7 separate regions of the Homo sapiens genome follow, and regions 1, 2, 3, 4, 5 and 7 are each linked to region 6. A link is a loop called in an ENCODE intact Hi-C map of the cell type or tissue named here. Cell type or tissue: mammary epithelial cell. All regions are shown on one strand. Links, peaks and the distances in the headings refer to the core of each region. The heading gives the core; the rest is flanking DNA. Region 1 overlaps WLS (Wnt ligand secretion mediator). Region 2 overlaps GNG12-AS1 (GNG12, DIRAS3 and WLS antisense RNA 1). Region 3 overlaps GNG12-AS1 (GNG12, DIRAS3 and WLS antisense RNA 1). Region 4 holds the start of DIRAS3 (DIRAS family GTPase 3). Region 5 overlaps GNG12-AS1 (GNG12, DIRAS3 and WLS antisense RNA 1). Region 6 has its middle 13 kb from the start of LINC01702. Region 7 overlaps GNG12 (G protein subunit gamma 12).

Region 1 (4,000 bases), core at 1-4,000, 690 kb before region 6:
ACTCTCCAATTTATTAGATTTTAAGCTTGTTGCATTTCTTTTAATATATCTTAATGATGCAATAGTTGTAATCCTTCAGTATTTGGGTGTCTGGTGAGAATCTTGACAAGAATCTTGACAAGATTAATCAATTGGTTTTTGGTTGATGTTAAGTCATATTTTTCTGTATTCAATTCTGCTTTTTATTTTGTAAAATGTCATTGTTTTCCTCTTTGTTAACTACTAGAAGTATCTAATGTGGTTTGTAGGAGTACTGTGCAACCTTATAAATTAATCTTTTTTAAAAGAGCATGTTTTTAATTTACTCTTTTGTAAACTCTTAAAAAGAGTTTTCAATTACTCTTTTTTAAAAGAGTAATTGAAATTACAATATTTGACTTAAAAAAAACTTAACTATTTGGTTCTTGCAGTGTAATCATGCTCATGCTAACAATCTCTAATTGCTCTTTTTTTTTTTTTTTTTTTTGTGACGGAGTCTCGTTCTGTCAGCCAGGCTGAAGTGCAATGGCTCACTGCAACCTCCGCCTCCCGGGTTCAAGTGATTCTCCTGCCTCAGCCTCCCGATAGCTGGGATTACAGGCACCTGCTACCACGCCCAGCTAATTGTTGTATTTTTAGTAGAGACGGGGTTTCACCAGGTTGGCCAGGCGGGGTTTCACCGGGTTGGCCGGGCTGGTCTCAAACTCCTGGCCTCAGGAGATCCACCTGCCTCGGCCTCCCAAAGTGCTGGGATTACAGGCACAAGATGCCCGGCTTGAATTGCTCTTTCATCTGATTGTTCTTTCAGTACAACCTGTCTAGACTTCTATTCGAACTTTCCCTTTTCCTGTTACAGTGAGAAACATTTCCTTGAGCTAATAGTGTTATGTGTGGCTTTGTGAGGTTTTCAGGTTCCCTGCCTGAAACCCAGATTGAGACTTCAGGCCTTCCCTTCCTACATGACATTTTACAATGATTTGACCTTAAAATGTTTAAATCCATATAAACTGCAGAAATATTTCTTACCTTATATTCCTCATAAAGGTGTTTCTATGGAGATTTAGAATTTTGAATTTGTTGAAATTATATAAAGGTCCTTAAAACTCCTGTGTGCTACTTGCCTGATTTGCAAAATATCTATTAGGGTGTACTGTGTGCTCAGGATGGGGCTACATGCCGACACGGGGTTGGTAAAGAGGAGACATGGAGCTTGAGTAAACTAGGGGAGCTGTGGGTAGAAAAGAGCCCCTCGTCATCTAAGTTTACAACAAAAGATTTCCTAGGATGTAGTTTTCTAGCATCAAGATAATTTTCACTTATTTATTGGGAATTCGAGAATGTATGAAATTAGAACCCCTACTAATTATACCATCAACTAATTATATTAATATTTCATCTTGAAATAGATATATTAATAAAATGATAAAATGTTTAACATGTATTGAATGTGCAATATGTGCCAAAGCCTGTCTAATTTCATCTGTACAAAACCTTGGCAAATTGGTATTTTTGTACCCCTTTTACATGTAAGGGAACTGAGGTGCAGAAAGATCTAGTAAAACTGCACAAGATTACCTAGCTACTCGTGGTCAAAGCTGGGATTGAACTCCAGTCAATCGGACATCAGAGCCTAGATTATCAACTTTAGGTGATCCTCCCACTTTCCCCAAAACCTTGACTTTTAGGCCTGAATAAAAATCTGAATGCAGGGAAACATGAGAATAGCACTAAAACTGATTTCTCATTTTTATAATCAGGTAACATCAAAAGGAAGAAAATATTAAATGTGATGATAAATGAAATGGAGTCCAGCTGTACAGACCCAAAAAGTGCCTTGCCAAGGCTGAGGGGAGGACATGTCTTGAGAAGTTTGCCTGTGCCAGTCCAACCAATTCCATTCAAGTTCTAACCAGTCCCCATAATTGTATGAATCATCCAATTGACTAAAGCAGCCAAGTTAACCATCAAATGTTTGAGATTCTGCTACTTGCAAGAATATTACTCAATTTTATTTTCTCTAGTTGGTGATTTTAACATATATGTAGTTATACAGTAAGTCCGGACTTTTTCAAAGGAGAGGAAAGAAAGAATCAGTGGAGGTTGGAGAGGTTTTTAGAGGGTGTAGGTTGGTAGTGATGGTGGAGGAATTGAGAAAAGAGCCTCTTACTGAAAGCTGAAAATTCTTTTCCCATGCGGAGAAGTTTTGTTTGTATGCACACCCATGCATAATAACGAGGGCCTTTTAAACCAGAGACTCCTACAAACAGCAGCCCTGACAGCAGGAATAGGTACATTTTGTTCTTTGGAAAATATGCTAATAGATTTCTCTATTGAAAGATTTGCAGCCCTTGATTTTGATAGAGACCCTGAGAGGTAATGAGACACAGGGAGCATCAAGACACGAAATGATCACGACTATTTCATTTAGGTCTTACTTTTTCTCTGAAGGGTTGTGATGGTGGCCTAATAAATGTGCCAGCTCTGCACAGTTCTAGAGAAAGTGCCCGTATGGGGATGTGGGAAGGAGAGGAGGAGCTTGAGACATGCCAATTCTCAAACTTAATGATCTCAAACTTTAGTGTTTTCTAAGTTTTCTTCTCATAAAATGATGAATCTAAAAGGATTGCTAAATTAAAGAAAATAATGATGTATAATTTATAATATAAAAATACTAAATTTCTATAGCCTCTTACTACCACCTCTTCCCCCCACCCCCCACATTCTATCCCTGACTAAATCTTGTAGGGGAGCAAAAGCAGTAATCATATTGGAAGACTGGGGGACTATGGAAAGCGTTTCACATGTAAAGATTCACTTAATGATCACATCAACCCAAAGAAGTAAATACTTTACTTTCTTCAATTTTCACATGAATCTGAGGCTCATTTAAGAACCTTTTTTGAGGTTGCAGAGATAGTAAATAAGAGTGCAGAGATAGTAAATGAGAGGGCTAAGACTCAAGCCCACAGTCCTTGATTGAATCCTAAGCCATATTCTTAAGCTTAATGCTACCTTCCTCCCATTGTCCTTTCCATTTCTATGGGAAACAAAGGGATGAGTGTGGTGAAACTGATTCTACACAGATAGAGCAGAAGATGAAAGCTCAATCCCCCCCACCTTTTCGTTTTGCTTCCACCCCTTCCCCAAACCATGCACTCATATCACTGCATGGTTACTGATCATTGGCCTATTACTTCCTTAACAAGGGATCCCCAACTCCTGAGACATAAGAACTGCCTACACCAGCCATTGTAAATATTGGCAGTGTTTCTGGGCCATGCTAGGGAGGGCTGAACCTCAGAAATTACATGCCAACACTCCCCAAAGGAAATTATTGCATACAGCAAAAGATGGCTTAGAGTTGTAATAGGAAATTTGTCGAGATAGTGGGCCCTCTGAATGTTCCCTGGATTTAGCATACATCGTAGGTCCTGAAGGTAGCTGTTGAAGAAATGGGAGTGTAATGAGGATGTGGAATAGGAAGATGGGGGTAGAATATAGACTGAAGAAAATGAAATGAAGGGCTCTGGAAATATATGAGACTGTCTTTTCAAGGACACAGCTTGTGCCTGGATTTCCAAAACCTGCTTCCAGTGTCACCCAATCCCCCAAAACTGAGCTAACATTTCTATCTGCTATGCCTATTTAAATCCTGGGCCTTCAAGTTTAATTTTCTGCTCCCCCTTTCTCCTTAGTACTCCATTCTCATAATGTGGCCAAGGGGTATTCTTTCTTTGCTGGCCCACAGGAATCACAGGGTCTTCTTAAACATCTGGTTAATTCCCTGGGTTAACTCAGAGGTTTTATCCACAGATACACATTTCCAAGAAAGCAGAGGTAATTGAAAGAAAAGGCCAAGTTATTACATTTGTTTTGGCAAGGCATTATGATTTTCCTTTAGAAAGAAGATAATAAGTCTGTAAATGGTTGACTCAGTTTTTCTTCAGACCTAGTTTAATAAGGCCAGCCTCATGAAAGTTGGTTGGAGGCCAGTTAACTGCTGCCTTGGTCCTGGCTGACC
Region 2 (4,000 bases), core at 1-4,000, 580 kb before region 6:
AAACTGCCAGTTATCACCCCATGGGCTCACTCCATCTGCAGTCATTGAAGCCAAGAAAGTTGAATCCGGGAATGCCAGAAGGTCCACTACTGGTTTCTCAAGGTGTGTTTCACAGGATGCTGGTTCTGTTGAGTGATTACAGTCGGTGATTTGTTGTTGAGCCATCAAATACAGTTGAGTAGCATTGGATTTTTAAGCATGTTTCTTTCTGAGGAGATCTCAGTCTTGAACACGCCACCTTTCTAAATCTGAGGCATGGGATGTACTCTTTCTCAAATGCACATTATCGTTCTGCTCCCTTTCACTGTAGGACAGCTTGTGGGATTTGCTGTCCTGTAGCAAGGCTTTTCAAGCCTTTCCCTGCGGACAGTTCACCTGGGAGCATATTGTAAAGTGCAGTTTCTTACTCAGAAGGGCTTGGGAAGGGCCTGAGACGATGCATTTCTAACATGCTCCCTGGAGGTGCTGATGCAGCTGCTCCACACACCAGACTTGAACAGTGAGGCTTGCGGCAATATTTCTAAGAGATGTGTCTGCCACGTCCCCTACCCAAGGGGGTCCCATGCCATCCCTTTTACAGCCCTAACACCTGCCAAAGTGCTTGGATCATATGAAAAACAGACTTGGCCAGGAGCTGAAGTGGAGGCTCATAAGGGCAGAATTTCTGTCTGTTTTGTTCTCAGGTATATTTCCAGAAACTAGAACTGTGCCTGGAACACAGAGTGGCTCAGTAATTACCTGGGGAATGAGTAGATTACTAGGGTCATTCAGCAAAGAGATGCCCTTTTCCAGGAATTTTCTGGCATTCACTGTTCTGAGTGGTGGTAGATTTGAGTCCAGGGCTTCTGCAAACTCACCAAAGGTCCTTTGCATCCAAAGCATCTCTTTCTCAAACTCATAAATCTGACTCAACAACCTATCTATAAGGCCTCCACCTATAAGGATACGGATATTTTTACGGACATGCGAGGTTGGATGACTCAGGATATGAGTAAGCCCAGAGCTTCAGCCAATATGGTCTCAGAGTGACAGATGGAGAGAGAAGGCTTCCTGTGGTGGGACTAAGGAGCATGGGCCTCAGGCTGACCAGCGTCCCCAGAATGAAGGGCTTTCTTTAAGATGGGGCCAAGGCGTTCCAAGCCAAGTTCGTGGGCAGCTAACTAAATGAGGTTCATGGATTTGGCCTCAACCTTGTTCTGACGCTCTCACTGCCAACCTAGGCAGGGAGCCAAATTCCTTGCTCTTTAACAGTTTGTCTGTTTGTTTTGGTCCAAGAGGCCAGGAAGAGAAGATATTTGTTTCCATGGTAATTGCTTGGAATGATTCTTAAGTAGAGGAGCCTGAAGGGCAAGTCTTCTCATTAGGTTTCCACCTTCAAGGAACTTAAAATCTTCTTAACAATCAAGGTTCCCAATACATGAACCGTGCAGTCGGTGACCAATGGGAGGTACAAGGACACTTTTCAGTAACTCCTGATTGGGGGCAATTGAGAGGGCTTCCCAGAAGACTGAAAATGAGCCGAGCCTTGAAAGAGTTGGATAAAAGGTGAGGGTAAGGGAAGAGTATGAGAGTGTGGAGATGCAACTTCACAAGCATTATTTGGGTGGCAATGACTAAAGTAGCCTGTTTAGCAGAGAGTCTGGGGTGCAGTGAGTAGAAAAGCAACTTGGAACCGGAGTGTACACAGCATTGAATGTCAGGCCGTGGAGGCTGGACACCTGGGCCCATTCTTTAGAACTAGAGCGTGAGAAGTAGGTGGGACCCACACATTTTGCTTTTGGGTTCAGGCAACCATGGGGAGACAGCCTCCTGAATGAAGCCAAGAGGAGACTGCTGAATTGGTAGAGAATGAGAGGGTCCAGCCAGTAGGTACTGTTGTACAGCTAGTGCACTGCATAAGAGCACCTGGCCAGGAGAGCAAGTAAGGACAGAAATACAGTTGTCACTCCTCTCATCAATCTATGCACCCTAGCATGGGCTGCCTTCTCCCAGAGGGACTTCTTCTCTGTCCACAAAGACATCTGCACAGGCTGGCGCTGACCCAGTTGGCTCAAGCCACAGCCAGCGAATGTTTTCTCCTTGTGGCCAAGGCATTTTCTTAGAGCAATGAATACTGTACATTCCCAGAGTGTCCCAAGGAGGGCACTGCTTAGCTTTGAACAGAACGATAAAGCACTGCATGCACGGTTCTGAGAATGCAGTTAGTACCAGAGCAAGCCAGTTTTCTGCTCCTGCTGGCTGTCAGAACAAGGGAGCAAATGGTTGGTAATAGTACACTTCAATTGAATTCAACTAAATCTTCTTCTGGCAAGGAGGGGCAGCCCCCCAAGCAGGACATACACCAGAACAGAGCATCTCATCTGCAGCCCTAAAGATCCTAAAGTTTGGACAGCAGCCATCTGACCTGTGGGTTTGGGTGGAGACCTGCATGCTTCATAAAGTATCCAAATGTTTCCCGACCCACCAGCAAACATCATGTATGTGTAGAGAGATGTAAAGGGCTCGTTCAAAGGACTGTTATAGAGAGGATGTTTCTCAATAGGGGCACACTGGCATTTAGGGTGCAACTGTCTCACACATTGGAGGATATTTAGCCAGCAGGGTCCCCCAGTCCTTGTGACAACCAAAAAAATCCCTCCTCCGTGTTTAAATGCTGCATTGGAAAGGTTGAATCCAAATGAGAACCGAGCAGCCCTTCTCTCTACAGAAAAGACAGCAGGCCCGGTGATTTGGCCAAGACCACAAGGCTGGGGAAGAAAAAACAAGAATTAGTACCCAGGTTGCCCACTCCTTACCACTTGTCACCAGCTTCTCCCACCAGTGTGGTCCTTCTTTCTCCCAGCCTTAGTTATTCTCTAGGTTTCTGCATTGAAACCACAGAACATGCTAGAACCAAGTGATGTAGTTCATCTATGGTCCCCAAAGGCTTATATAAAGCTGTCTTAGCTCAGGCTACTATAACAAAAATACTATAGATGGAGTGGCTTAAACAACAGACATTTACTTCCTACTATTCAGGAGGCTGGAAGTCTTAAGACCACGGTCAAGATTAATCTAGATATGAATTCCTTATGTTTTCATTTATGGTATCTTTGATGATTTGTGTAGTTGATTTACCAATGTTTTCTTTTTTAATGGGTACTTGTGTCTTTCAAAAAAATTCTTTAAATAAATTTCAAGATTATAAAAATATTCTAAATTTCTTCAAAAAGTTTTAAGACTTTGCCTTCCATATTTAAGATTCTGTTCCATCAAAAATTAATTTTTGTATGTAAGAGAATAAGGAGCCTCTTTAATTTTTTTCCTATATGGATAACTAATGCTCTCAGCACCATTTATTGAATAAGCCACTCATGATCTACAACACAATATCCTTTATCGAGCAAATATATATATATATACACACATATATATACAAACATATATATACATACACATACACACACATATATATATGGAGAGAGAGAGAGAGAGAGAGAGAGAGAGAGAGACAGAGATTTTTGGGGGCTTCTTAGTCTGTTCCACTGGCTAATTTGATTATCCTTACCTCAAAACCATACTGTTTTAATTACTTTAGCTTTTTAATAAGGCTTGCAATCTAGAAAAGCACATTCCTTCATCCTGTTTGTCCTCAGAATGTCTTGGCTCTTCTTGGACATTTGGTTTTTTATTTAATGCAATAATAATATGTCACTGAAATTATTGAGACTTTTATTTTCTTTGCAGAAAAATTTTAGACTACCATTTTAATTTATTTAATGATTATAAGGCTATTTAGGTTTTCCATTTCTTCAATTGGTTTCACAAGTTATATTTTTCTGGGCATTTTAAATTGTTTCCAATGTATAGACATAAAGTAGTGTAGATTATTCTTGCTATCTCTTTTGGCACTTAAAATATTTTTTCAACTTAATTTTAAATTAAATTTTTTAAAAATCTTTTTAAAATTTAATTTTGCCTATCTGTAGATATATTCCTTTGTTCATACATATTTATACCT
Region 3 (4,581 bases), core at 251-4,250, 470 kb before region 6:
AACAATCATGCTTGAAGCACAATAATAAAAGAGTGCTATTAGAGCAATGGCAGAGGAGGGAGGTGATTCATTATACTTTTGCTGGGGGAGCAGCAATGGGGGCGGTGAAGACTTCACAGAAGGGGGTTGGGCTGGGTTTGGTGGTGAACAGAGGGGTCCCTCTAAAAAAATTGACAGCAACCTGCACAAAGCCACTGAAAGGCAAAAGCTGTGGCTCTGGCTGCCCCAAGGACACACAGCAGCCTATAGACTCTTTCTCTCAGGACTCTACAGAGCAGCATAGCAATAAGCAATGATTTGTTATAGCTCTGCTGTCAGGCAGCTTACCTAAATGTTAGCACCCACATGAACTGCATAATGATTTCTGAAACTCAATTTCTCCACTAATACAAGCAAACAGATTTAGTTACAGTTAGAGAGGGTTTGGGGGAAAGGCAGCCTCTAGAGAGAGGCCAAGACTACCCCCTCCATCGCCCCGACTCCGTCTCTGTGGAGCACTAAAGTACTGATTTGGATCAAGACCAAGGAGGATAGAGGCTCAGGGTTGGAGCAGAGATTTCAGTGTGATAAGGAAAATGATTTAAAAAAAAAACAACCCTGGAATCTGAATGTTAGATCTTCAGCTTTCCCTTTTTTGTCTTCTACATTTGGCTTTGGAAATATCTCTTCTCTCATGAGGCTAAGGAAGGGGTATCCATGTCCTGGGAAGGTCAAGTAGACACCACAAGGGTACCACAACATAGGGGATCAGGGGAAGGGAGGCTTCATTTGTCTTCTGAGGCATTTCCTAGCCTAGACCTTAAGCTAAAAGTGCAAAGAGAGTCCTTAACATTTTCCCAGTTCTGCTCATTGGGACTAAGAGCTCTACAGAGAAATTAGGTTCAAATCACAGCTGATAATGAAAAGAAACCATTTGTTCAGGTTCATTTTCTATGTATCTTGCCCTTGAAACTTAGCAGTCCAAGGTCAGCGGTAGTTGGAGATTGTCCTTTGTCCCAAAGTTTAGAGTTGCCACCTCCCAGGACCACATAAAGAAACAGGAGGACTCAAATTCAGGTCTTGTGATTGATTTCTCTGGGGCATTGGCACTGCTAACACAGGAGCCCACAAAAGGCTCTAGAAGCACGGGCAGGGAAGCAGAGTCAGCTTCAACTCCTGCATTCATCCAGGAGCAGAGCTCCTACTGATAAATACAAATTGATGCATTCTAGGCCACCTGGGCCTCTTGGATTGCTTACTCCTGTTCTTGCAGCTTCTCTAAGCTTGGGCATGCATTTAGTCAGTCCATAAGTGTTACTTTTCGGTAGACAGGTTTTTGCAATATACTCCTAAGGAAATGAGATATGCTCATCTTCCAGAGTATTCTAACTCACTTCCTGTGGTCTTTGTTTTGTGCAGGAAATACAAGGATAAATGGAAGGCAATTCAGATAACCAGGGCTTTCAGCATGGGGCTTATTGTCAGAACTTGGAAAAAAACGTATTTATTGAGGGAAAAAGGTACAGATAAGAAAATGGCAACTCCAAGAGGTTAATAGATGATCGGTAGACGGATGTAATGTAAAATGTGAGACAGAGTATTACTCTTACTCTATATACCAACCCTACACTGTCTGTGTAACTGAACCTACAATTATATATAAATACATTTATAAATATTTACTTTCAAAATATTTATGGTAATTCAACCCTCCTCTTCAAACTCAGTGTTATAGTGCTAATTCAGGCAATTAATATCTCTTTAATTTGTCTATTACAAGAACCTCCAGCTCCTTCTTCCTCTACCTAGCCACCAGAGGGTGTATTTATCTAAAGCAAGCATGATCATATTACTACCTTGCTTAAACCATTCAATGGCTCTCTGTGATTCTATTTTACCTATTTGACTAGCCTATACTCCCCAGTTATTCAATTAAACACAAATCTAGGTGTTGCTGTGGAAGGTATTTTATACATATGATTAAAGTCCATAATCAGTTGACTTTGAATCAGGGAGATTATCCCAGCTCTTCTGAGTGGGCCTGATTCAATCAGTTGAAAGGCTGTAAGAACAGAACTGGGGCTTCCCTGATGAAGAAGAAACTCTTTCTATGTACAGAAGCTTTAGCTTATTCCCTAGATTTCCAGGCTTCTCTTCTCATAGCCTGTCCTTCAGGTTTTGGCTTGTCTAGCCTGCCCCTACAATAACTTAAGCCAATCGCTTGCATTAAATCTCTTAATATATTTATTGAGATAGATAGATATATCTTACTGGTTCTGTTTCTGTGATTGAACACTGATTTATACACTCATCATAACTCATAAGATGAGATTCAAAGGGTAGAGGCCTTTTTGACCCTGGCAAAGGTGTTTAAGCAAAACTTCTGATGAATTATTGGCTGGCCACTGAGCTATGCCAACTCAGCAGTGAACCCATGAAAGCCAGATGTAAAATTTTTTAAACAATTTTTTAGAGAGCAGCTGAGCAGCCAGCAGAGACTATACTATGAGAGAAACAGACTCCAGAGAATTCATTCAAAAAATGTCTGGGCACAGTGGCTTACGCCTCTAATCCCAGCACTTTGGGAGGCTGAGGCAGGTGGATCACCTGAGGTCAGGAGTTCAAGACCAGCCTGGCCAACACGATGAAACCCCGTCTCTACTAAAAGTACAAAAATTAGCTGTGCGCGGTGGTGTACACCTGTAATTCCAGCTACTCGGAAAGCTGAGGCAGGAATTGCTTGAACCTGGGAGGCAGAGGTTGCAGTGAGCCGAAATCATGCCACTGCACTCCAGAGTGGGTAACAAGAGCAAAACAACACTTCCAAAAAGAAAAAAAAAAAGAATTAATTCAAAAAATAAAGAAACAAACAAAAACAACAACAAATGGATTCCATTACAAGATGGCCAAATGGGAACAGCTCCAGTCCGCAGCTCCCAGCATGATCAACGCAGAAGATGGGTGATTTCTGCATTTCCAACTGAGGTGCCTGGCTTATCTCATTGGGACAGGTTGGACAGTGGGTGCAGCCCATGGAGGGTGAGCCGAAGCAGGGTGGGGTGTCGCCTCACGTGGGAAGCACAAGGGGTCAAGGGATTTCCCTTTCCTAGCCAAGGGAAGTTGTGACAGATGGTACCTAGAAAAACAGGACACTTCCACCCAAATACTGCACTTTTCCAATGGTCTTAGCAAATGGCACACCTGAAGATTATATCTGGTGCCTGAATTGGCAGGTCCCACACCCATGGAGCCTTGCTCACTGCTAGTGCAGCAGTCTAAGATTGGCCAGCAGCCTGGCAGCGGGAGGGGCAACCACCATTGCTGAGGCTTGAATAGGTAAACAAAGCGGCTGGGGAAGCTTGAACTGGGCAGAGCCCACTGCAGCTCCGCAAGGCCTACTGCCTCTGTAGACTCTACCTCTGGGGGCAGGGCATACCTGAACAAAAGGGAGCACAAACTTCTGCAGACTTAAAAATACCTGTCTGACAGCTCTGAAGAGAGCAGTAGTTCCCCCAGCATGGTGTTTGAGCTCAGAGAATGGTCAGACTGCCTCCTCAAGTGGGTCCCTGGCCCCCTTGTAGCCTAACTGGTAGACACCTCCCAGTAGGGGCTGACTGACACCTCATACAGGCAGGTACCCCTCTGGGATGAAGCTTCCAGAGGAAGGATCAGGCAGCAATATTTGCTGTTCCGCAGCCTCCGCTGGTGATACCCAGGCAAACAGGGTCTGGAGTGGACCTCCAGCAAACTCCAACAGACCTGCAGCTAAAGGACCTGACTGTTAGAAAGAAAACTAGTAAACAGAAAGGAATAGCATCAACATCAATAAAAAGGACATCCACACCAAAACCCCATCTGTAGATCACCAACATCAAACACCAAAGGCAGATAAAACAACAAAGGTGGGGAGAAACCAGAGCAGAAAAGCTGAAAAATTCTAAAAACCAGAGCACCTCTTCTCCTCCAAAGGATCGCAGCTCCCCACCAGCAATGGAACAAAGCTGGACGGAGAATGACTTTGATGAGCTGACAGAAGTAGGCTTCAGAAGGTCGGCAATAACAAACTTCTCTGAGCTAAAGGAGGATGTTCGAACCCATCGCAAGGAAGCTAAAAACCTTGAAAAAAGATTAGATGAATGGCTAACTAGAATAAACAGTGCAGAGAAGACCTTAAATGATCTGATGGAGCTGAAAACCATGACACAAGAACTACATGACACATGCACAAGCTTCAATAGCCAATTCGATCAAGTGGAAGAAAGGGTATCAGTGATTGAAGATCAAATTAATGAAATAAAGTGAGAAGAGAAGTTTAGAGAAAAAAAGAGTAAACAGAAATGAACAAAGGCTCCAAGAAATATGGGACTATGTGAAAAGACCAAATCTATGCTTGATTGGTGTACCTGAAAGTGACGGGGAGAATGGAACCAAGTTGGAAAACACTCTTCAGGATATTATTCAGGAGAACTTTCTGAACCTAGCAAAGCAGGCCAACATTCAAATTCAGGAAATACAGAGAACACCACAAAGATACTCTTCGAGAAGAGCAACCCCAAGACAATTAATTGTCAGATTCACCAAGTTGAAATCAAGGAAAAAAAT
Region 4 (4,581 bases), core at 362-4,361, 520 kb before region 6:
AAATATAAAACTGACCAGTGCTGGTGCTCAGAAACTGATATGCCAAAACATGGTATTTGACACGCTAAACTAAAGAAGCCTCAAGGTCTCTCTGACTTTTCCTCCAACCCCACCATCCTTCCCAAAGAAGCTGAAGTTCCTTTATCTGCCTAACAACCAGACCCACCAAGGAGAGCAATTGTTGGTTCTCCTCCTCCTGTTATCTCATCTGTTAAAGAAAAGAAGACCAAAATGTAACCACACCCAAGCAGACCTTTATAGAAGTACAATGACTGCCTCCAAGGATTATTTAAATTCCAAAGAAAACTATTTACAAGTTAATATCTGTTGCTCAATCCAATCATTCTCTCACCAATCATTCATTGCCCCTCAATAAATTCCTCTTCTCCTCCCATAATCTGTTTTACCAGAATCCAAGCCCCCCATTCTTTCTGTAATTTCAAGACTAGTGTATAAACTTCTATAACTCATTGAGAAGTTGGGTCTTTATTCTGAAAGCTCCTGTGTATACACATTAAATACATTTGTATGTCTTTTCTCTTACTAATCAATGTGGCCCATGTCAGTGATTTTCCAGCAAATCTTTGGGGGGCTGAGAGCCATAGCCCCCACACCAGTAAACACAGGCAAAAATATATATTGACAATTAGAAAGACGTTTTTAATTTTATTTTATCAACAATTTTAAAACCAATTACTTTTTTAAAGATTAAGTTACATGAACTAAAAAAATTAGGTTAATTACTATGTTTTTGTGTGAGTGCCCATCTATTTAAACCAATCAGATTAACATTTCTTAAGGGATTTTTGGCCTACCACACTGAATTTTATTATGTAGACATAACATACAACATAATACATGTACATATGTGTAAATATATTTAAACAAATATACACATAAAGGTCTTCTAGCTTTTATTTTAGAATTTTAGTTGTGAGATAGTAAAACATATAAACTTGCTGGTTTATAGAGAACAGTTGGATCCAAATTATTTTTCTGGTAAAATGAGATAAAGGCTATGAATCAAATTTTGGTAAAACAGTTTGAGTTAATTACCAGTGCAGGGACCAAAGGGAAACTTCAGTGAAGGCTCACTGAAAAATCAACCTGCAAAAGGCAGATTAATTGGAGAAAAAGCATACAAATGTATTTAATATGTATACATGGGAGCCTGCAGAATGATGACCCAAGCATATAGAGGAAATTGTCTATTTTTAACTTAGGATTAATAAAATATAGACAGCAATGTAGAAATATGATTGGACAGAAAGAGTATGAGCTAATGCCAATAAAATGAGTGGGGAAACCCAGTGAAAAAAGCCAAACTCTGTAAAATATTTAGAGGTTTATTCTGAGCCAAATATGAGTGACCACGGCCTGTGACACAGCATCAGGAGGTCCTGAGAACATGTGTCCAAGGTGTTTGGACTATAGTTTTCTTTTATACATTTTAGGAAGACAGAAGATACAGGCAAAAACATCAGTCAATATATGTAAGGTATACATTGGTTTGACCTGGAAAGCCGGTACATTTTGGAGGAGGAGGGGTTTGGCCAGTGGTGGCAGGAGGGAGGTTGTGGAAGCCAGGGTTCTTGTTACATATGTGAAGCCTGTAATATGCTTCAGAAAGAATAGATGGCATATGTACCTCAAAAGGTAAATGACCTTAAACGGTGTCAGACTCTTAGTTAAATCTCTCCCGGATCAGAGAAAGACCTGGAAAGGGAAGGAGATTGTCCACAGAACACAAATTTCCCTCGCAAAAGATAGCTTTGCACAGGACCATTCCAAAATATGTCAGAAATATATTTTGGGGTAAAATACTTTGATCGCCCTTAGGGCTGCTACCTGTCATGTGATGCTATACCAGAATCAGGTTGGAATTTGTTTTGAGACAGGTTCTCACTTTGTTGCTCAGATTGGAGTACAGTGGCTGTGATCACGGCTCACTGCAGCCTCGATCTCCTTGATGTGGGAGGCTCAAGTGATCCTCCCACATCAGCCTCCCAAATAGCTGGGACTACAGGCGGCCACCACCACACTGGGCTAAATTTTTTTAAAGTAGAGACAAGTTCTCCCCATGTTGCCCAGGCTGGTCTCTAACTCCTGGCCTCAACCTCCTTATTCTCTAGGATTACAGGCGCCAGGCTAGACCTCACAGGTCTTTAGACTTCTACGCACCAGGTACCTGGTAGGGGGAGGGATTATAGTGGCAGAAGAGCAGTACCAGTGGCCCACACCACACACCCTGGCCTCAGCTGGCTGGGGCACACAAAACCAGGTGCTACCGTCAACGACTAGGCCCATAGGGTACTGCTGTCAAAACCTGCTGCCAACAACTTCCACACACTCCCCAAAACGCTCGGTAGGCGGTGGTGCGCAGCTTTCAATGCATCCGCCGCCAGGCGCTCACAGGCAAGGGAGAAAGAAGCCAGACGGAGCTCGGAGATGTGGAGGGCAGACGCAGGCGCATTTGGAAAAGGGACTGGCGGTGGGAGGCGCAGAGGGAAAAAGGAACGACACAATCGGGCTTCCTAGCCGCTGGCGGACCCGATGGGGCGTCCTGCGAGGGTTCGGCGAGGGTTCTGCCAGGATAGTAGCATTGCGCCCAAGGAGTGAGAGGCACCCGGGGCTACTGGAGCCAGACCCTCAACCCGCCCTAGTGGGAGGCGAAGAACAACGAAAGCCTCGTATTCCCATTTCTCTAATGGCTAATGACATTAAAGGTTTTCATATGGTTATTTGCCATCTGCATATCTTCAGTGAAGTGTCTGTTTATGTCTTCTGACTATTTTCTAATTGGATTTTTAAAAATAATTGATTTTTGAGTTATTTACATATTCTAGATACTGGTTGTATGCCAGATATATGGCTTGTAAATATTTTCTCCTAGGTAAACCTTTTCAGTATCGTTACAGGGTCTTTCACAAAGCAAAAGTTTTAAATTTATGGAGTCTAATTCATCAACATTTCTTTTTACCGGTCTTGCCACTAATGTCAATTTAAGAACCTTTTGCCTAGCCTTAGACAATAGTTTGTTGTTTTTTAAAACCGTTTTGTAATTTTACTCGTCACAGTTATATCTAGCCACTTAATTTTTATGTAAGGGTTATTTTTGGCGGGGGGGAATCTATAGATGTCCTGTCTTTTCAGTATCATTTGTGGAAAAGATTATCTGTCCTGCATTAAACTGCTTTTGGACTTTCGTCTAAAATCAGTTGGACCGGTTTTTGTTGGCAAAGTTTTGCCTGAAGCTTATTCCAACAGGTGAGAAAAAGTCCACAGTTTAACAGTTCCTCCCCAACCTGTAACCCCGCCTTGAACTTCTGGACTAGCCCCTCGATTGTTGTAGATGCCAAGCGGACCTCGCGCCGCTCTGCGTTGGGCCAGCCCCTCACAGCTGGTTTCTTACCACGTATTGCGCAAGCGGAATCTATGCCTGTTACCCACACTCCCTGCGCCCCCGCACCCCGCTCCTGTGCGCAAGTCGGAATATAAAACCGCGGAGGAGTGAGCTCTTGGGGTGTCCAGTTGGTTGCCGCGGCAGTCTCTCCGAGCAGCGCATTTGTCTTCTAGGCTGCTTGGTTCGTGCCTCCGAGAAAGGTAAGTCTTTCTTTCGCTTTTTTAGGGGTACTTGAAAACAACAAGTGTCAGACAAAGCAGCAGATGCTGTTGCGCAGTAGAAGTTTATGGGCGAGTTGTCCCTGAAACTGGAACCAGGTCTTTCTTGGCGCGATTACGCAAGAACCACCCGCAGCCCTGCGGGCTCCTGGCAGGTCCTGCAACTGCACTTTGGATAGTCCCGTTGGGAAGCTAGCACTTTTTAATATAGAAGAACGAGGTTTGATAAGTGTGCGAGCTTAAAGGTTGACACAGTGTCCACTATTACAGCTGCGTAGGTAGCTAGTGTTCAGGAAGTAATAGTGGAGTCATGTAGTGTGAAAGTAAGATTGAAATGGGCGAGGAGGGTAGCAGCCGCCACAGCCACCAGAGAGAAACCTGACCTTGCAGGTGCGTGGTGATGTCCATGAGCCAGGCTGGTGCCGCAACAGCAGCGGCGGGACCTTGAGCTCCGCACGGCCGCTGGGTTTGGACGCCCTCTGGTTCCTGGAAACTTTCACCTCCCCCTCAGCCTGAGGCCAGGTGGCCTGGGAAGGTGGAAGGAGTGTGGAGGGGAGTGGGGGGGGGGGTCCACTGCCTGAGAATGAGAATTCTCTTCACATCTGGAAACTTCAGTTATCACGTGTGTCCTTTACCAATTTTTTTTCTTTTATTTTCTTTTTGATAGAGACGGCGGTCTCCCTATGTTACCCAGGCTAGTCTTGAACTCCTGTGCTTAAGCGATCCTCCCACCTTGACTTCCCAAAGTGCTGGAATTACAGGCATGAGCCAATGCGCCCGGCTGCTTTACCAATTTTCTATGAATGAATTTGTACATACATCCCCTAGAGCAGGAAGTAATGTAAAACAGAATAATTAGTAATGCACATTTCCTAATGTGGGATGTTGGTGGCCAAGAGATATTTGGTCTTTACTGGAACTCTTGATACTAACATGGAGTTTATAATAGTTGTGGAGAGT
Region 5 (4,581 bases), core at 257-4,256, 310 kb before region 6:
CTGCCTACAATATAAAATTTACATAAAAGGCCAATGAAATAGTGTGCCTTATAAACTGAGCTACGCTGTGCACGTGTGAGGAAGAATGACAACCTGCTTTCCACATGACCACATTTTAACACCCTGCTCGCTTAGCAATCTCTCACATAGACTGAAAACATGAACATGTTTTGCTACTCGCAATACAGGTGAAAGACCAAAAAAACTGTTTCCTTCCCTCTACGATAAAGGTACATTTCCTATCCATTTCTCACCATACCCTTATTACCCTCCCCTCGCAAGCCCCCACATGAAATAGAAAGCCCCCACTGAAAATCAATGTGATTAGATAATAATAGTATTAATTAGGTCAGACACGGTGGCTCATGCCTGTAATCCCAGCACATTGGGAGGCCAAGGCAAGAGGATCCTTGTGCCCAGGAGTTTGACACCAGCCTGGGCAACACAGGGAGATCTTGTCTCTACAAAAAAAAAAAAAAATTTTCCAGGTGTGGTGGCATGCACCTGTGGTCCCAGCTACTCGAGAGACTGAGACGGGAGGATCACTTCAGCCCAGGGAGGTCAAGGCACCAGTGAGCCATGATTGTGCCACTGCACTTGAGCCTGGGTGACAGAGCAGACCCTGTCACAAAATATATATATATATATATATATATATAGTGTTAATTGGTAACATTTCTGAAAACCTATTTTTAAAGCACCCAAATATTTTAGACTTTGATAAAAGAAAGTGAAGTATCTGGTGGCCTGAGCTAGTAGGAAAGGGGGAAGAAGATAAATACAGTGGGGACAGCTGGCTGGCTTTGCTGTATAAATATTCCCTGTGGCTGAATCACAGGCACTAGCATCAAGTCAACTTCTTCCCTAGGTAAATCTGTGCTATATTCATACTGTGTGAAGCTCCAAACAAAATGAGTGCTTGGACCTATCCCACCTGAAAGGCTGGGAATACATGATCATAGCAGATAGCAATTGTACATGTTCCAATAGATGAGGAAAAGCTACTAAATAGAGAGTAATTTAATTCATTGCAGTGTATTAGGAGGGGGCTGATTTTCCGGCAGCCACATTCCATTCAGGAGCTTCCTCCCTCTCCATCTTCATGGCTTGCCTGTCCAATCAGACCAGTCAATAGCAGAAAGACTCCATCTATGTCAATGCAGTTGGGAGGAAGGATTATCAAGGAGGAGCACCTTCCAGGAGCCAAGTACTAAGAGAACCTGAAAGGGAGTCAGTCATCCTCTCATGACTCATGTGCTTCACTGATTAGATCATGCCTGGCAGGCTGCCCACAACTAAGGCTGGCAAAGAATAGAGTCTTGGAGCAGGGAAAGTGGGGATAAGGGTCACTGTGGAAATAATAATAAGAGCTACCATGTATTAAGTGCTTACTTTGTCCCAGGACTGTGCTAGATACATTATAGGCATGCATTATCTAAGTTCACACTCACACCCCAAAGAAGTTGGTACTAATACGTATACAACATTCTACAGATGAAGAAAGAGGCTCAGAGAGGTTATCTAAGGCTTCCAATGTTACTCAGTTGCTTGCACTAAGTACCTTTAGGATTAAAGGGCTTTTCATGATATGATATAAGTCCTAGATAGTACATGCACATAGGTACACACTGACACACATGAGCCTTCTTGTAAGAGGCCACAGAAGGATCTTGCTCATAAAACTGCCTCCACCTATGCATATTAAGAGAAGAACTCAGCAGGGTGGGCTGCACTTTCAGTGATTTTGACTAGACTCTGGTTGTGTGGCCCTCAAGAATCCACTTTGATGTAGCTAAGAAGGTATGGCTTCTAAATCTGGGCTTTTTTTTAAAGAAATGTTGCCACCTGGTGGACACCCAGCCAATACTTTTAAAAAATATTCATGAGCAATTTTAAAAACAAAGGGAAGGGTGATGTATGTTGAACTTGAGTTGTCTCTTTCAGCCTCAGCTATTTCAGCCTCAGCTGTAGGACTCTTGTTTGTACTATGCAATTAAATAGGGTTTATTCGTTTCGTAGACATGCATCAGGCTTCAGAATTTATGTTCACCTAAAAATAGGACTGTTATCCACTGCCGACCTCTCCATACAAACCAAGTCCTCCTCTTGTTTCCACCATCTTGCTAAAGTCACCTCCATCAACCAGGTTTTTCAATCAAGGAACCTGGGAGTCATTCTTGATACTTCCATCTTCCTCTCCCTCCTCTCCTGCACAGCTTCTCATCATGTCTTGTCAACTCTATCTCCAAAATACACCTCAGAACTATCCACTTCTCTGTCCATCCCCTGGTACCATCTCTTGCTTGGACTAATACAATTTCTCTGTTTCTGGTCTGGGCCCTACCCATACTGCTAAACTCACCTCATCTCACTCCTCCACTGCTACTCTACATTCCAGCTACACTACCCTTCTTTGGGTTTCTACAACATCCTCAGCTCTTTCCTGCCTCAGGATCTTCACACGTGCTGCTCTCTTGGGCTGAGTTCCTCTTGCTCCCACTGCACTTGAATATTACCTCCCCATTTTTCAGGTAAAATTTGAAAATTCTTGACTCTCAATATAAATTGAGTCTCCATTATTCTTTTTTTTATGACATTTGGTTTTTTTGTTTGGTTGTTTTTTTCTTTCAGGGCACATACTTTTTGTGTTTGTTTTATATACTTTTGTGTGTTTATTTTTTCTAAGTTTTCTAACTCCTCACCCACTTCAAGATTATAAGTTCCATGAGGAAAACAGCCACATCTGTTCAATTTACCTTTGTACCCCTGGTGCCTAGCACAGAGTGTTATATACAGGGGTTTTTTTTTTTTTTAAGGTAGAGAGATAGAAATCATGCTATGAACAATATTACTACTATTATGAATACTACTACTACTACCCCCTACATTCTTTTAACACATGGTTTATTAAAAATCCTTGTTGGCATTTCACCAGAGGTACACAGATAGAAAATGCACATAAGAAGATGTTCAACATTGTTAGGGAATTGCAAATTTAAAACATGATGAGATACTATTACACTTCTATCAAAATGGCTAAAATAAAAAATAATGACAACAACACATGCTGATGAGGATGCAGAGAAACTATATCATCCACAAATTACTGATGGGAATGTAAAATGTTTCAGCAATGCTGAAAAACAGTTGGCAATTTCTTTTAAACTCAACATGCAACTACCATACCCAGTAACGTACTCAGATACATTTGTCCCAGAGAAATTAAGACTTACGTTCATACAAAAACCTGTACACAGATGTTTATGGCAGCTCTGTTGATAACAGTCAAAAAACAGAAATAGTCCATATATCATTCAGTGAGTGAATGGTTAAACAAACTTTAGTGCATCCATCCCATGGAATACTACTCAACAATAAAAAAGGAATCAACTGTTGATAAACACAACAACTTGGATAAATCTCCAGAGAATTGTGTAGAGTGAAAAAAAAAGCCTGTTTCCCAAAGGTTACATAATGTATTATTCCTTTTTCATAACAACTTTTGAAGTGACAAAATTTTAGAAATGAAGAACAGATTACTGATTGCCAGGGTTTCAGGACATGGTGGAAGGGAGTGTGATTATAAAAAGAAACATTACGAATACTTGTGATGATGTAAATGTTTTATATCTTGACTATATTAGCATCAATGTCCTGGTCATAATATTATACTACAGCTTTGCAAAAGTCACCACTGGGGAAAACCAGGAAAAGAGCACATGAGATCTTTTTATATTATTTCTCACAATTGTGTGCTATAAGATAAAAAATTTTTAACTCAATAAAAATTTCAATTAAAAAATATTTTAATGCTTTGCTGGTGACAAAAAAAATAAAATAAAAAAGGCCGAGTGGCTCATGCCTGTAATTCCAGCACTTTGGGAGGCCAAGGTGGGAGGATCGCTTGAAGCCAGGAGTTCAAGATCAGCCCGGGCAACATAGTGAGAACTTATCGCCATTAAAAAAAAAAAAAAAAATCCAAAGAGGCTTCCATACGTGGTGCCCCTGTCTTAGCGGTATAAGGTGCCATTTGTGGCAACTTGTCCTGTCTGTGAGGGGTACCCCAGCACACTCCAGTTCCTAGAAATTTCACTACAATGGCAGGCTCCTGAAGTTTTGTGGAGTTTATTTCCCACCTTCTGGCCCTCTTTGTTGTATCAAAAGAGCTTAAGTTATTTGCACTTCCTACAGAAGTTCACTATATTAATGAGAGAAACGATTTGACAAACTGTCTTTTTTCTCATCCTAAGTGCTTCTATCACTCAAATCTCCACATGCTAAAACAGTGCCCATCTCCAACATTGGCAGTAGCATGAGCCATACACCCTCACAACATCCAGACATACTGGCCTTTTGTATTGAGGACACAGGAAAGAGATGTGGAAAAACATTTCCCCTAAAGCGTGAGCAGTGTTAGTCATGAAAGCACATGTTTATGAATGCAGGTTGTACTAAGCCAGGACTGAGCATCAGATTCAAGTGAAAGAGGTCCTTGTGCATTCCTTAAGACATTTCCAAAGGTTTCTCCACTCATTCATCTTGATTAGTGGGCTCTGTAAGGCATGGGGTCCACGCTAAAGA
Region 6 (4,581 bases), core at 260-4,259:
CCAGGAAACCAGGCATTAACCAGGCACCCCTGAGAGGCCGATATATAACTACAGGAGGCCCATTTATTCGCTTACAAAGCGAAGTTAAGCTGGCAAGCAGACAGAACACTCTAGTACGGAGATCAGTCCATTCTCTCCCTGGAGGCAAATTACTGGAGAAGCCAAGTTATAACCAGAACGCCAATTTATTCATTTATAATGAGAAAATCAGCTTTCGAGAGTACTGGAAGTTCACACAAGCCAGAGCACTTTGTTCTTTCCCTGTTGAAAAACGAATACCCAAGAAGCCAAATTATCCAGAAGAGCGAGCAAGGAATTGTGGCAAAGGTTGAATAGAAGACCTATCTTTCGGCTGAATTGCTCAAAGCGCTCTTACCCACTAGAGGGTTTGCTTTGCCTGGCAAACCTCTTTGCTCAGGTCTGCTTGCCAAGCTTTCTTCTTGCCTGGACACTGAATGGACAGGCCTTGCCAGCATTTGCCCCTGAGACTTGTCATTTTCCAAGCTGCCATGGCTGGTCAGCTTCCTTCTCTTACAATGGGGTCTCCTTCCCCTAAAAGTAATTGAGGCTTGGTTTATTTCCTTAGAGTCTCAATCAAACCCAGTCTAATCTATTCAAGAACACACTTAAACACAATCTCTTAGATTTTTCCCACAAACGGTTTATCCTAACCAGTGTATGTGTGTTTTATTGCTTAATCCCTTACAACTTTTTATTTATTTATTTATTTATTTATTTATTTATTTATTTATTTATTTAGAGACACGGTCTCACTCTGTCACCCAGGATGAGTGCAGTGGCATGATCATGGCTCACTGCAGCCTCAAACTCCCAGGCTCAAGCAATTCTGATGCCTCAGCCTCCCGAGCAGCTGGGACTACAGATGTGTGTCACCACGCCCAGCTAATTTTTTTTTCTTTTTTTTTTTTTTTTTTGTAGAGACAGGTCTTGCTGTGTTTTTCAGGCTGGTCTCAAACTCCTTGATAAAAGCAATCCTCCTACCTCAGCCTCCCAAAGTGTTGAGATTACAGGTGGGAGCCACCACTCTTGGCCTACAAATTTACTTACAAATTCTCTGGGACTCCAGGCAGTCATTTTCTTAGGACAAGCAACAAGAGGAAATGAGCTCTGTTGAATAAGAAACTGAATTCCCCTTTGACACTCTGGGCATGGAAACCCTCCCTTCTCCAAAGGGCTGGAGTAACCCTCAGGGGCTTGTCCCCCAAGGCCCTATGAATGAAGCTGGATTTAGGTACATGGGCGGGAGGGAGAGCCTCAAACCATGGGTGGATTTGGTTTGATATGCATTGCAAGTTCGTCCTATCAGAGGGTGGAGAATACAGACCTTGAAGCCACACACAGCTGGGTTCCAATCCCAGCTTTGCTGAAGATACAGCACTCAACATCTCTGAGCCTCATCTTTAAAATGGGTACGTCATACCTCTATCTCCCAGAAAGGTGAAATTAAATAATAATGCACAACACTTGGCATGTAATAATCATTATTCCTTCCTCTTACCCGTCTCAATTTTTCCCATTACAGGAAATTGTTCCACAAAACGCTGCGACCTCTAGAAAAATGCTCCTTCTCTCCACTCTGCCCACCGCCACCCACCCAGGTATTTTAAAGTCAGTGAGAGAGGCCTAGCAATTACATTCCTTTTCTTTTCTTTTTTACAGTGTCTTACACCAAAATATTTACATTTGTGTATTTGATTCTAAGAAATAGGGTATATAGAGGACAGATGATTGACCATGAGTTGGTAGGTGTTGAAGCTGGATAATGAGTACAAGGGAATTCATTATATTATAGTCTGTACTTTGGGATATATTTGAAATTTTTTGTGTTAAGAATACTTTTTAAGGCTGGGCACAGTGGCTCACACCTCTAATCCCAGCACTTTGGAAGGCTGAGGCACAAGAGTCGCTTGAGCCCAGGAAGCGGAAGTTGCAGGGAGCCGAGATCACGCCACTGCACTCCAGCCTGGGCAACACAGTAAGACTCTGTCTTAAAAAAAAGAAAAGAAAAGAAAAGAAAAAAAGAATACTTTTAATAGAAAAAAATCTTAATGGTAAGTTACTATATGTCAGACACTGGTCTAGGAGATGGGGTTTAAAAGAATAAGTCTAAGCTTGCCTTTGAGGAATTTAGTTTAATGGGAGAGAAAACTGTGTTAATGGTCCTTTCAAGCTGAGTGATGAGGGTGAGTGAAACTTTGTGTTATGCAATGCTCACATATTCCACCCTGACGGAGTGCCAGTATGTCCGGCTACCAACGGTGGTGGCGTCCCCATGTGGCAAAAGTGTGAACACCACCTGCAAGTCACTCAGCCTTCCTGTATTGAACTGGAGAAACTCGACTAATTTACAGTGTGAGAAGCTTCTCTTTTCTTCAATATTTGCATATAAATGAGACTTGATTAATATATTTTGGCACATTGCTTCAAATCTGTGGCATAATTTAAATTTGCATAAAACTTGGCTGCTGAATTGTGATGATCTGTTTACTTCTCTAATAGGGTCCTCTTCCTCACCTCTTCTTTTCCCAATGGAGTAGAAACAGAGAGGGAATGAAGGAGGGAGGATAGAAAGAAAGAAGGGAGGAAAGAAAAAAAGGGGCAGATTAGGCAGAAAGACTGTTTGCTCTTCTCCCTCTCCTACCTCCCCAATGTCAAAGTTATGTTATACGAGGTTTGACATTAGTGATCCTCTCTTTTGTGCTGTGCAGTAATTGACATATAAGTGATGTGAAACCCTCATGCTGACTGGCCTCCCCATCTTGGGCTTATCATTTCACTTTCCAGAACCTATATTATAGATTTCTCCATCTGTTATATAATAAAGGAATAGCAGTACTGACCTGACTTCCCAAGGGTCATAGAAGGGTTACACCAGATAATGCAGGAGAAAGCCCTTTGAGCACAGTACAGCCAGAGACACATGTTAGGGGTGTTATTAGGACCACTGACATGGCAACCACAGCTGCCACTTCCTTATGACTCACTAGCCTCTTATATGAGCCCGCCTCACTATGAGGCCCTGAAGGGTGCTGAGCTAATGTTTGTAAACCACTTTAAAGAGGAGAGGGGCTTTAAAGCAGCTTGGAACACTTCCGATTAGATGACCTCTACAAGAGTACAAAGGAAAATAAATATGGACTTTCCTCTTCCTTTTAATTTTCTTTCAAAAAGAGAGACAACTAGCTCCCTCAGCAGTGTACACCACAGTGTTTGAGTTAGCCATGTGAGTACAGAAGAGTTTTCTGGGACAGGGTCATGAAAAAATATTACGGTTCTTTTTTTAATGGGAAAAGAAGTGCGTGCTTGTTTTTAAAAAATGCAAATGATATAGGAGTATAGAAAATAACAGGTAAGGCCAGGCACAGTGGCTCACGCCTGTAATCCCTGCACTTTGGGAGGCCAAGACAGGCGGATCACCTGAGGTCAGAAGTTTGAGACCAGCCTGCCCAACATAGAGAAACCCCATCTCTACTAAAAATACAAAATTAGCTGGGTGTGGTGGCACATGCCTATAATCCCAGCTACTCGGGAGGCTGAGGCAGGAGAATCTCTTGAACTCAGGAGGCGGAGGTTGCGGTGAGCCAAGATCACGCCATTGCACTCCAACCCAGCCAACAAGAACGAAACTCTGTCTCAAAAAAGAAACCAAAAAAAAAAAAAAAAAAAAAAGCTGGGTGTGGTGGCTCACACCTGTAATCCTAGCACTTTGGGAGGCCGAGGCGGGTGAATCACGAAGTCAGGAGATCGAGACCATTCTGGCTAACACGGTGAAACCCCGTCTCTACTAAAAATACAAAAAATTAGCTGGGCGTGGTGGCGGGCACCTGTAGTCCCAGCTACTCAGGAGGCTGAGGCAGGAGAATGGCGTGAACCCAGGAGGTGGAGCTGGCAGTGAGCCGAGATCGCACCACTGTACTCCAGCCTGGGCGACAGAGCGAGACTCTGTCTAAAAAAAAAAAAGGAAAGAAAAGAAAAGGTAAAAGCCCCATTTTTTCAAATATCACTTCACCCTTTCCCTAGAGGTAGCCACTGTTAACAGTATGGGAGTGTATTCTTCCAGTTTTTATGTAGATAGATAAATAGATCTTTCTGTGCATTCTGTCCTGCAATTTTCTTTTCTCACTTAACTCTAAATAGTAGTGTTTAAGAGTAGACTTTTACAAAGAAATTAAGAAGGAAATATAAATGTTTTACCAAGGGAACTACCCACTCAAATGTATTTCTTAATTTTGCAAGTAAGCCTTATTGTAAATAGGGAAAAGAAATAAAAGAGAAAATATATAATATTTTAAATAAAATCAAATGTGTTTCTTAAACCAAAACATGGAGTTGGAATGTTACCCTAGCTGCTGAGAGAAAACTATGCCCTGTACACATCTTTATCACATGTTTGTCCACCCAAACTAGAATGCGAACTTCTCCAACGTAAGCAGTATTCCCTGGACCTAGCACAATGCCTGGCACAAAGAAATGTTTGCTGAGTGAATAAATGAATAAACAAATCAACCGTGACCCTGGATTCTTGCAGAAGTTATCCATTAATTAGGCCAGGCACAGTGG
Region 7 (4,581 bases), core at 340-4,339, 230 kb before region 6:
AATAAAAGTTAAAACATGATGCTTATAAAGACTTTATAATCACATAGGGAAATGCTTTTGCTAGAACGGAGCAAAATATAAAGTTGTGCAGCAGAGTATAATTTAGACTACCTTAAAAACTCAATCTGATCAAGGTTTCCTTTGATTTTTTAAAAAAGGAAGAACAAAAACTCCCAAGAAAATATTAGAAGGAAATATAACAGCATGTTAACTTTTACCTTCTGTTCACTTTAATTATATTTTACAAATTTTTCACTAAATTGCATGTATTTTGTGAAAAATTAGGGGAAAAAAATTAGGGAAAAAAACTTTAAAAAGAGATAAACGCTAATGCTCAAAAATCTGAGTGAATCTTACTCTGCGTCTTTACCACCACATACCCCATTCCAGTAGAAGGATGCCATATATGTATGTATGCATGTAGAAGGTATATATGTACATAAATACATACTCTTTTAAACTTTTCTCTTGTTTTTCTTTACTTTTTGTATTATTTTCCCTCAAAATAATTTCTTGTATTTTGAGGGAAATCCTGTATTGGGCAGGATTATAAATGAGATGACCTCTTAAGCCTCTTCTAGCCTTACAGTTCCTTGCCTTCCTTTCCAGCTCTTTGGGAATCAGCACCTCCTCAATCCAGAGGCTGTGCTAGCTAGGTACTGAGTACGTAAGGATGGTTAAGCCACCCCACTTCATCTTTTAGAGATGTTTCAAGTCCATGGGGTAGGCAGATAAACAAGTCAGTGATTACAATCTTGTGTTAGGTACTGGGCAAATGTGGCAGTTCCTACTGTGGACAGCCTTGGGTTGGGGGCGGTGGTGGTGGTCAGGCAAAAGAAGGTATTGATCTGTAGCCCTAGAAAGTTCAGTGAGAGCTTGCCATTTGGAAAAGCTAGCAGAGCATTCTAGGCTAAACATTGCAGCATATCTAATGTATGTTCTCACCAAGACCCACTGGAGTATCATTCTGGAGGCCCTGAACAAAGAGGCCAGAGTCTTACAAGACCTGGGAAGCTCTAGGTCCCACTGGGTCTGCTTTCCTGGGTGTGGGAGAGAGTGGTCTGACTGCAGGTGGCAGGAGTTGCTTTCTTTGGTCCTGGAGTGGAGCCGTGATTAAACTCAATGTCCCCATTTCCCATTTGCAGGATCACTGAGAGAGTTTTCCTGATTGCCCCTGCCTCTCTCCCTGCACCCTCCCTCACCCGACAGAAAGCGGATGGTGTGCACATACCCTCAGGGAGGGTAAGGGACTAAGGGTTAACGGGAATACCTCGTTGGAGAGTTTGCCGATCTCGGATATACCCTGCTGAACTGTTGGAAATGTGTTTTATTTATTTGGAATCATAAAACCAAAGAGCCAAGTCGACCTGCACTTGACCTTGCAGGCTTTGTAGATACTTCTAGGGACCCAGAATTACCCCAAAGCAATGTTGTTATTGAACAAGATGCCCCCTGTTTCCCTAGACAGTAACTCATCATTGAACCATTTGCCTGGACCCATTATCCATTCCCTTCATGAGAGCCTGAGGACACCAATACATAAGGTTTAAATCCACCATTCAACAAAATCAGACAGAACAGAGATTCAGGATGCTACAGCTGAGTGAGGTTGGAAGCCTCTCTGTTTATCTTGGAAATCTTTTAAACTATTTTAGAGCATGATTTTTCACTCAGTTATTATTTGTATCTTAAAGCTGTCTCATAGGTTGTGAAGAAGATTGCCTGAACTGAGAAATTCAGGGCGTGGCACAGAGTAAGCATTCAATAACTTCCAGCTGTTATTCATAAATATTGACCAGCACAGTGTATAGAGAGGGAACACTAGACTCTTGGTCAGGAAAACCGACCAAGGTCTAATCCCAGCTTTACCCCAGAATCCTAGAAGTGAAGGGAAACTGATCTGGAAAGAGGTCTTAGAAATCTTCCAGTATCTAGCACAACTTTATTTCAGAAACTTAGACCTAGAAAGGCATAGGAGCCCTGTTTGTTACCCACAACTTAAATGTTCTCCTGCACATTTTCAAAGCAAGAATAATAATCGCACCCCCATTATAGGATTGTTTCAAGTCAAGGATGAAGCGAGTTGGTGTACATGAAACTCTTGAAGCAGAGTCCTTAATACATATTAGCTGGTATTGTTATTGTGGATTCTCTGTTTATCTTCCCCTCCTATTTGACTGCAAGGATCGAGACGTGTCCTCCTTGCTTACTGTCATGTCCCCGGCATCTGGCACAGTGCCTTACTCAGGAGGTGCCCAGTCAATGTTTGTTGAATAACTGAAGAAAGTATCTTGCTGAGGATCAAATTTAGGCCAAGTCTGAATCAGAATACGAGTTCTAACACTAAGGTTCAGTATTTCCACACAGTTCTACATTAGCTTTGACTTTAGGCAAGTCGCTTCATTTCTCTGTGCCTTGGTTTCTTTGCCTTGAACACGATCCATCAGGTTTTTCCTGGTCATGAGCAACGTGTGTCTTAAAGCTAAAGACACACATCACCCGTCCATCAGCCTTTTCGGGCAACCCATGTTTGTGCTCCACTGGCCACTAGGTGTCGTGGTTGGTCAAATATCAGAGAAAGCAAAAAATAAATAAAAATAAAAATAAATTGAACTGATTGACCTACCAACCTACCAAATGATGGGAGTGAGCTTATACAGTTATTGGAAGCTAGTTACCTCTGGATGAGTTGGCTGAGTTGCCTTGGAAACTCAGGGAGTTGCCCAGGATTTGCATGCGTGGACTTTGAAGCAAAGCATAGATTAGAGCCCACAGCTGTACTCACACCAGCTAGCACCTTGGACTCACTGGAACGTCACAGGGCCTTGGTTTCAGTAATGTAATGCATGTAACATGCTCAGCACTTCGCCACAGTGAAGGAAGAGCACTACAAAGTTAGTGGTTATGAGGGCTACTTCTGGTATTTGATACTGTAAAATGCTGCTTTTCTGTTCCTTGCCACGCCAACTGCTAAAGCTTTGAAGGCTTTCTGCCTTGCTCCCTGCTTTACAAAGCCAAATTTTTAAATAGCCCCTTAAACAGTAGAGTGGACAGGGTATCAGTATCAGGTTAAAAGGGCAGCCTAGAATATTTGGAGGGACACCAGAACTCCTTGGAATGTCACTGTGGAGCTTAGTCAACACAAAGCAGAGTGTTTTATACATGACTGGGACCCAGAGTGGAGGGAAGTGAGTGAGCATTGTTGAAAAATGGCCTTCACTGAAATTGCTCAAGTAAGGGTTTTCTTTGTTACATGGACTGTCATTTAGATCTAGGTGCCTTCTTTTTAAAATAATTTGGGGAAGCTTCTAGGAATAACAATGACTAGTATTTATTGCACACTTACTATGTATAAGGTATTATACAAAACATCATACTTGCATGATTTCATTTAACTCTCACAGCAACTCTTTGAGGTACATATAGTTCTTATGTCCATTTTGTAGATGAGGAAATTGAGGTGCACCAAGATTATAATAATTACAGCCAACAGATATTCGCAGGTCACACAGGGAATGGGTGAAAGAGTCCGAACACAAACCCAGGCCTACCTGATTCCAGAATTCGTTTTCTTAATGGCTACACTGTATTGTCTCCCACAGTACTTTGGATGCAGTTAGGCACTTGACCAGTGTTTACTGAGGTGAATAGTTCTCAGACTATAGTTAGCCAACACAGAGAAGACTGCCTACGCAGGAACCATAGAGATCTTGACACTCCTCCCACCCAAAGCCACATGCCCTCTGGCCTCCATTAGTACTGTGGGATGTATATGCTGTTCCATGTGCTGGATTTCACCCCTAACTTCTTAAAACATTTTTTATTGTTGTATAATAGTTGTGCATATTTGGGGGATACATGTGGTATTTTGATCATGTATACAATGTATAATGATCAAATCAGGGTAATTGGGCTGTCCATCACCTCAGACATTTATCTTTTGTTTGTGTTGGGAACATTGCACATTTTTTTAGCTGTTTTGAAATATACAATAAATTGTTGTTGACTCTAATTTTTCTACTGTACTGTCAGATACTAAAACTTATTCTTTCTCCCTAACTGTATTTTGGGACCCCTTAACCAACTTTTCATCCCCCCCTTCCCTTCCCAGCCTCTGGTAACCACCATTCTAGTCTCTACCTCCATGAGGTCTACTTTTTTAGCTCCCATACATCACTCCTAACTTTTTGTTGGTAATAAGGTATTCCTCCATTGGAGCAATCAGGAAAAGGCAAATGTTTTTAAGACACGCTTCCACAGGGAGCATCTTAGCTGATTTTATTTGCTTCATGTTTTTCTCTCAAGGACTTTTTTGGGTGGGTTTGTTCTATAGTTGTATCCAACCTCATCTTTCAAGCATCTAAAAGCCAGGGCTGACAGGTTACCAGGGATGAGCCCAGCCCTCTCTGCTGTACTATCAATGTGTGCTCCAGTGTGCATATAGCAGCCACTCAGCCCCTGTCCAGCATGCTCCCCAATCCTGACACCAGGCCAATGCCAAGCTGTGTGAAGAGCAGAGAGGGGTCTGCTGCCCAGGTTAGCGAGCTGGCCGCTGCTACCAGCCAATAGTATTTCATCGTC

What was found. Hi-C counts contacts between places; a loop is a spot of excess contacts. Peaks named below come from ENCODE experiments on the same cell type or tissue, not always from the same donor. Only the 100,000 strongest peaks of a DNase experiment are listed, where the experiment ranks them.
Region 1: it touches region 6 in a loop (14-fold over the local background); 2 of 110 quality-filtered maps call a loop at or near these places.
Region 2: a loop joins it to region 6, with 17 times the contacts of the local background. A loop is called at or near these places in 43 of 110 quality-filtered maps.
Region 3: it touches region 6 in a loop (7-fold over the local background); 4 of 110 quality-filtered maps call a loop at or near these places.
Region 4: it touches region 6 in a loop (9-fold over the local background); 2 of 110 quality-filtered maps call a loop at or near these places.
Region 5: it touches region 6 in a loop (12-fold over the local background); 23 of 110 quality-filtered maps call a loop at or near these places.
Region 7: a loop joins it to region 6, with 9 times the contacts of the local background. A loop is called at or near these places in 105 of 110 quality-filtered maps.

The regions. Positions count from the first base shown.
Region 1 is chr1:68,223,872-68,227,871 of GRCh38, reverse strand. The region is part of intron 1 of WLS (Wnt ligand secretion mediator); the gene reads left to right. Among named protein-coding and RNA genes, the nearest start is that of WLS, 6.7 kb to the left of the region's middle. In mammary epithelial cell, for the core only: no CTCF peak of the experiment used is centred there; a DNase peak (open chromatin) is centred at 1,881; H3K27ac peaks cover 415 bases.
Region 2 is chr1:68,110,149-68,114,148 of GRCh38, reverse strand. All of the region lies in intron 6 of GNG12-AS1 (GNG12, DIRAS3 and WLS antisense RNA 1), which reads right to left. It also overlaps a transcript of WLS not described here. Among named protein-coding and RNA genes, the nearest start is that of DIRAS3, 62 kb to the right of the region's middle. In mammary epithelial cell, for the core only: a CTCF peak has its summit at 2,134; DNase peaks (open chromatin) are centred at 978 and 2,138.
Region 3 is chr1:68,007,513-68,012,093 of GRCh38, reverse strand. All of the region lies in intron 1 of GNG12-AS1 (GNG12, DIRAS3 and WLS antisense RNA 1), which reads right to left. Among named protein-coding and RNA genes, the nearest start is that of DIRAS3, 41 kb to the left of the region's middle. In mammary epithelial cell, for the core only: a CTCF peak has its summit at 1,793 (motif pointing right); no DNase peak of the experiment used is centred there.
Region 4 is chr1:68,049,570-68,054,150 of GRCh38, reverse strand. It overlaps DIRAS3 (DIRAS family GTPase 3), which reads left to right and starts at 3,524. Exons shown (of 2, transcript NM_004675.5): 1 at 3,524-3,603. All of the region lies in intron 2 of GNG12-AS1 (GNG12, DIRAS3 and WLS antisense RNA 1), which reads right to left. It also overlaps the pseudogene ARL5AP3. In mammary epithelial cell, for the core only: a CTCF peak has its summit at 2,362; a DNase peak (open chromatin) is centred at 2,380; H3K4me3 peaks cover 1,448 bases.
Region 5 is chr1:67,847,502-67,852,082 of GRCh38, reverse strand. The region is part of intron 1 of GNG12-AS1 (GNG12, DIRAS3 and WLS antisense RNA 1); the gene reads right to left. Among named protein-coding and RNA genes, the nearest start is that of GNG12, 16 kb to the right of the region's middle. In mammary epithelial cell, for the core only: a CTCF peak has its summit at 1,839 (motif pointing left); a DNase peak (open chromatin) is centred at 1,252; H3K27ac peaks cover 825 bases.
Region 6 is chr1:67,533,293-67,537,873 of GRCh38, reverse strand. No RefSeq gene overlaps it. Among named protein-coding and RNA genes, the nearest start is that of LINC01702, 13 kb to the right of the region's middle. RefSeq lists an enhancer at 2,094-2,388 and a silencer at 4,354-4,581. In mammary epithelial cell, for the core only: a CTCF peak has its summit at 2,292 (motif pointing left); a DNase peak (open chromatin) is centred at 2,243; H3K27ac peaks cover 1,510 bases.
Region 7 is chr1:67,758,412-67,762,992 of GRCh38, reverse strand. The region is part of intron 2 of GNG12 (G protein subunit gamma 12); the gene reads left to right. All of the region lies in intron 1 of LOC105378781 (a long non-coding RNA gene), which reads right to left. Among named protein-coding and RNA genes, the nearest start is that of GNG12-AS1, 72 kb to the left of the region's middle. In mammary epithelial cell, for the core only: a CTCF peak has its summit at 2,546 (motif pointing right); a DNase peak (open chromatin) is centred at 2,582; H3K27ac peaks cover 2,520 bases.